Linked DNA regions of Homo sapiens: region 2 is linked to region 1. The links are chromatin contacts, found by Hi-C or POLR2A ChIA-PET in ENCODE. All regions are on one chromosome and are shown on one strand. The core of a region is the stretch at or near the end of the contact, and the rest is flanking DNA. Distances in the headings are between cores, read along the strand shown.

Region 1 (2,874 bases), core at 165-2,664:
CACCACTAAATGAAATAACCTAGCCCATGCTTTTCAGTCCCCACAACAACCCTGAGTGCCAGGGTAGCATTCCCTATGCTGTTTTGCAGCCAGTGACTACAGAGGTCAAGCAAGTGACTCAAAGTGCAGCTGAAGACAGTGGCAGGACAGGATGGGTACTCTTGGCCCACATGAAGATGGAATGCCAGAAGCAGGAAAGAAGTTAAACGAGGGCTTTCAGGCCAGCACCTTCCCTCCTCGCACACCCTGTGCCTGTGCCTGTGCCTCTGCTGGGAAGGGCCCGTTGCTCCTCAGACCTGAAAGGGGCCTTGTTTCAGGCTGAGCTGAGGCCACAGAGGTTCTGGAGTGCGAATTGAGAATCACTAAGTGATTCCTACAATGCAGCTCAGAATACAGCCCACTCATCCATGCTCCAAAGGCAGGGCTGACACCCACTGGGCCCAAGGACTCGGTAAGTACAACACAGACCTAGACATAGCATGGCTCAAAGGGGACTTAAATTAAGAAAGCGCAAATGTGTGTAACACAATTTAAAAAAAAAGGTTGAGATCAGACATGACATCAAGGAGTTATCCTGGGAACCAGGGGTGAGATGTGCTGTAAGAGAGCCACAGTTTAGTTAAGAGTTTCCTGGCAGTCAGAGCAACGAGGGAAAAACGACAATTTCATTGTCATATCAAAGCAAGCTCAATTCCTAATTCTAAGAGGCATTCAAAAACAAGGTATACCTATAGAACTCTGAGATGCAGAGGAATTTAACTTACTCAAAAACTTGTTTCTTACAGAATTTCAACAGTAAATGTATAGGATGTCCTGAAACTTATTTTTTATATATATTTAAGTGTTTATATATATACTATAAATTATTATACATTATATATAATAGGAGGCTGAATTTTGGACTGTGAGACCAGGAAGGACAGAGGGAATCTCTGCTCCAGGCTCAGGCAACTGAGGAAGCAGTCTCTCTGGTTGGTGTCTGATCCCCACAGGCTGCAGAAGAGAGGGCCTGGGATGGACATCCAGGAGCCTGAGAATACCCAGGGGCTGTCACGGCATCTTTAGGGACACTGAGGTGGCAGGGTGGGACATGGAACTAGGAGTCACCCCCCTGATTCTGTTAGAACTACCACTCCACGACTCGTTCATAACCCAGCAGTCTAAACAGCATTTTAACTGGCAACTAAGTGACACAGAAGTCAGAGAGAAAAAGGCCCAGCACACAGTTGAGCATGATGTGGAGCTCTTCAGGAAGATCTGGTCTCTCTCCACTTTCAGACCAACAACCACAGTCAAACGGCAGCTGAGCTGGTATTTCAGCACTGGTTCCATATGCATGCTGTTTTCAGGTGTCAGAGGAGATTGCTACAATACTGCCCAACACCAAATCCACTTTCTATTCATCACCAAGGCAACATGGATATTTGCATAGCTTGTGCCTGCTGCACTTTGATGTCACCACAGCTGGGGAAAGGGCACTAGGAAGTTCCCTCCCAGATGCATGGTACCTTCACCCCAAACCAGGAGAGCACTCTCCCCTAGCGTTGCAAAGCTATGGGTGCTGCAGCTGATCTGCTATGGTGACAATGTGGTCTTCAGAAGTCAGATAAAAACTACATTTGCATAAACCAAACTTTTATCCTATTTTTGACACACTATTTCAAAGAAATTATGATAGTTAAGGCTTATTGTGACACAAATCTCTTCTCCAGTGAATGTCCAGGTGAGGCTGTGCACTGAGGCTCTTCAGGCAGCACAGCACAGCCCTCCACTTGGTAGGTCTCTAGCCTGTCAGACTCCAGACCTGGTGCTGGCTAAACTGGGGAACAACTCCCACCTGCCACTTCTGAAATCGTCACTGTTCTATGGCCAACCACAGAGAAGAGACAGATTGTTCTGACATCTGTGTGAGGCACCAGTAGTTGGAATATTAGATTCAGAGAAGAAACACACTGTTCCAAAATGTTTCAGCCTCAGAAAAAAGCTAAGTGAGACGTAACATAGTTTAACCACAACTAAAACCTCTCCACTTTGTTTCAGGTGGTAGAAGTCTAGTGAAGGATGATATGAGAAGCTTATTATTTTTGAACGTCTGCAGCAGGGCCAAGCCTTAGTTTGTGTGCATCTTCATTTCCTCCTCAAGAGATTTAAAAAAAACCCCAGTTAGACCTCCTGAAGTCCCCTTCCAGGCACCTGCATCTCCTTCCTCATGGTTATGTGTTAATGGCCTTGATCCAGAGCTGCAAGGCAGCCCTGCAGGTGTAGGCACCTGCCAAACAGATGAGCACTCACACGTGGTGCAAACAAGCACAAGTCCTTTAGCCCGATGCCCATCCAGCCATTTAAACACACACCAGTGCCTCAGCCTCATCTCATATTTGCCTACACCCAGACACAGCATGTGCAGTAGGGTCAAACACACAACTTGTTTAAAAAGCAGTTCCAGAGTATTTAAAAGATAGACAGGTGAACAGAGTTCCTGGCATCTCCCTTTCTAAACGCCGAAGACCCATTGAAAAATGTTTCAATTACAGTTCAAAGTGAGAGGAAACAGAATTACGATAACAGATGATAATAAGAATTTTCTAGCTCCATCTCTAAATGTTCTTACTTAATCTCCACTACATGCCTAAGGGATAGACCAGACAATTGGCCTCCTAAAGGTTAAGGGTAGAGTCAGGGCTCTAGGTCTGACCCCAAAGTCCCCACACTTCTCTGTGAGTCGTGTTTTCCTACGAGATCACACTCTGGCTTCAACGAGTAACAGAACGCGCTTGTTTGGAAAACCAGCAATCCATAGTCCACATAATCCCAGCCACATGTTCTCCCAAAAGTCTGAGGGGAAGAACCAAGGAGCTCATCACCTCTGGCCAT
Region 2 (2,874 bases), core at 245-2,744, 100 kb after region 1:
TCAGCTCTAACTCTGGAATGTATGAGGCACAAACAAAATTCAGGGAGTTCCTGCTGTGTCATTCTTTGGGTCTTGAGGTTCCTAGCTTGGTCTACTTTCTAGTTCTTACCTTTCAGAATCTTTTATGTTTGTTTTAAACGTAATGTCCAGTGTTTTTAGTTGGACTTAGCAGAAGGAATAGGGATGAGTATGTCTCCAGCATCTTCCTGGGAAAAATGTGCATTTTTGAAATATATATTGTATGGTTGGGTGTTATTTTTCATCCAATCTGAGAGCCTTCCACTTTTAATAGAAGGTTTGTCTCACTTATGTAATAAATCTTAATCCTGATATTGAATGTTATGTTTTGTGTACTTTCAAAATGTAACACATTAATCAATTATCAATAGGCTGTTATTAGCTGCCCTTTCCATCAGGCAAGGTTTTCAGGAACACACCAAGTTGCCTTGTTCCCATCCCAATTCCAGTTTTTTACTATTATTATTATTTTATAGAGACAGAGTCTTGCTGTATTGCCCAGGCTAGAGTACAGTGGTTCAATCATACCTTAATGTAACCTCAAATTTCTAGGTTCAGGTGATTCCCCAGCCTCAACCTCCTGAATAACTGGAACTACAGGCATGTACCACCTTGCCTGGCTAATTTACTTTTTAGAATTTTTTGTAGAGATCTATGTTGCCCAGGCTGGTCTTGAACTCCTGGCCTCAAGTGATCCTTCTTCCTCAGCCTCCCAAAGTGCTGGGATTATAGGCATGAGACACTGCCCTGGCTCATCCTGTCATTTTTACAGTTCTAGAAGAGATAAAGGTGGAAAGATTTTCCCAAAGATGAAAACATTCCATCAGGAGACCCAAGAAGAGGAAGTGATTGGTTGACTGGGGCCTTCATGGTGGCCATTTTTCTGACATTTCATCCAGAACTAATTCCCTCCCTCCTTTTTTTATCCTTCCCTTCCTTGCTTCTTGTGTACTGGGCATTTTCCTGGGTTCTGGGAGAGGAAGGGAGCAGATCAAACCAGTATTTTTCTTTTTCCCCATCTCAAAGTTTTTATCTATGGTGCTTTGTGGGTTTCTTTTTTTCCAATAGACTTTTGAACATTGTGAAATTAGCCAAAAAGAAAGCAGCTAAAATTTAGTAAGGGCAAGAGGAAGAGTTAAGCAGGTGCAGAGAGCAGAAATCTTCAAGTCTCTTAACGTTTCCAGTTTTTAATCAGGGTGCAAATGTGGTTGGTTGACGGCAGGGAGCTGCTTCAGTGTGACTGCTAGGCTTTGCTGCCTTCGTCAATCCATCCAGCGTGACTTCCCATATAACTTTAGTGTTTACATCCCCCTCACTGTGTGCTGAAAAGTCTGGGATCCCCCTAGACACCTGGTAATTCTGTTAATGTCTGCTAGTCTGGATCCATATCTCAGAAGCTCCCTGATGGAATTTCTCCGTGCTCTTGGCAAGTCACAAAAGAGATGTCTCCTGGGAACTTTAGCATCTTGATCTCTATTTAAATGGTGAAATGATAAGTCTTGGCCAGGCCCTGTTCTCTCCTCCCACTAACTTTAGTCTCCGAGAGCCAAATTTTGCTCTCAGTTTCCTATATATGACTTCTACCAAATCCTTCTAATTTTCTTTTGTCTCTAGTGATTTCCTCTCCTGCTGTCCTGTCTTCTAAAGCAGTCTGAAATGAAATCTGCCCCCAGAGCTGTGCACAGAGGAAATGGAGAACAGATCATTCAAGAAGGAACACCCCACCCGCAAGCCGTGCTAGACTCGCATGGGTAGGCATCCCCAAAGCGTTGCACCCTCCACGCCTGGGCGGCTCGCTGCTTTTCTGAACACCAGGATTTGTACTTCCTAGCTGGTTCTCCATTTAGATACTTATTTAGATGCTTGACAATGAAGTATCAAGGAGCAGAGCAGGTGTAATGTCCTCATATACTGCTGCCATCTGTGCGCTCATATGCTCCTCTTAGGCAGTCGGGCACATGTAGAGCTTGCTTCTGATGGCATTTGGATTGGAAAGACATTGGCCCATTTCTCCTTATAGCAGAACTTTGTGGAGGAGCTAGGCGAAGTGTAAATGCACAGACAGCAGAGCAGATCTGTTTGTGGCAAGAGAGGGAACCCCTCTGCCTTCCCCCTCCTAATCCCCTACCACCCCTCTCCCTCTCTACTCCTGGCCCCTGGCCTGGACACCATGCTTTCAGAATAATTCTAGAGCAACTATTAGCTGTTGATGGCTTCTGCTGCATTCCCTCCCAGAGACACCTAACTTTGACATTAACTACTGGAAGGCCCGTAAAGTCTTCCGAGCCAAGGAAGGAATATTGAATGCTATAATTTCAAGACAGCTATAGGTCAGCTGGGGAAATGTGCACAGCAAGAATGGAAGTTTCTGGATACCCCTCCCCTGGGAAGGCAGCTGTCTGGGGCCCCTATTTTGGCAGTCAGCTCTCAAGGCATGCATCAGTGCACCTGAAACACTCTATAAATGGAAAAGTCAGAACACAACGTGTCACATCGACACCACCAGCATGCACAGTGGAACCCACACAGTTGGTTAAATTTAAATTCCTGCAGAGACATGGGGACTTAGCTCAAATATCACCTCCTCAGGGGAGTCTTCCCTAAACCCAGGTTGAGTTGAGTGCCCAACTGAGTGCTCCACTAGCTTCCCAAATTCCTTTGCTCTCGGCACTTAGCCCACTCCAAGGTGCTGAAGTGTCTGTCTCACCTATTTGTCAAGGAGCTACCTGAGGGTGAGGGCCACATTTTATGGATATTTGTGCCCTCAGTGCCTAGCACAGTGCTGGACACATAGTAGGCACTCAAAAATGTTTCCGAAGAGGGACCATGCCAGCTGCGTCCAGAAAGCCACCAAAA

Evidence for each region. A loop is a pair of places that touch in the nucleus more often than their neighbours do. ChIA-PET counts read pairs that join two places held with the same protein, here RNA polymerase II (POLR2A). Pooled maps may share reads with other maps.
Region 2: a loop to region 1 is called in a map with no recorded cell type, with 2.4 times the contacts of the local background. The contact joins two enhancer-like sites. A Hi-C loop is called at or near these places in 2 of 37 single-sample maps with no recorded cell type and 4 of 50 pooled maps. POLR2A ChIA-PET finds 5 or more read pairs at or near these places in 1 of 52 experiments (H1).

The regions. Positions count from the first base shown.
Region 1 is chr2:111,156,536-111,159,409 of GRCh38, reverse strand. The region is part of intron 3 of BCL2L11 (BCL2 like 11); the gene reads right to left. Among named protein-coding and RNA genes, the nearest start is that of BCL2L11, 37 kb to the right of the region's middle. Within about 2 kb of position 1,414, at least 3 of the 41 ENCODE cell types and tissues checked have a DNase peak (open chromatin) inside an H3K27ac peak, as active enhancers do.
Region 2 is chr2:111,056,856-111,059,729 of GRCh38, reverse strand. The region is part of intron 16 of ACOXL (acyl-CoA oxidase like); the gene reads right to left. Among named protein-coding and RNA genes, the nearest start is that of ACOXL-AS1, 57 kb to the left of the region's middle. RefSeq lists an enhancer at 2,236-2,435. Within about 2 kb of position 1,494, at least 2 of the 41 ENCODE cell types and tissues checked have a DNase peak (open chromatin) inside an H3K27ac peak, as active enhancers do.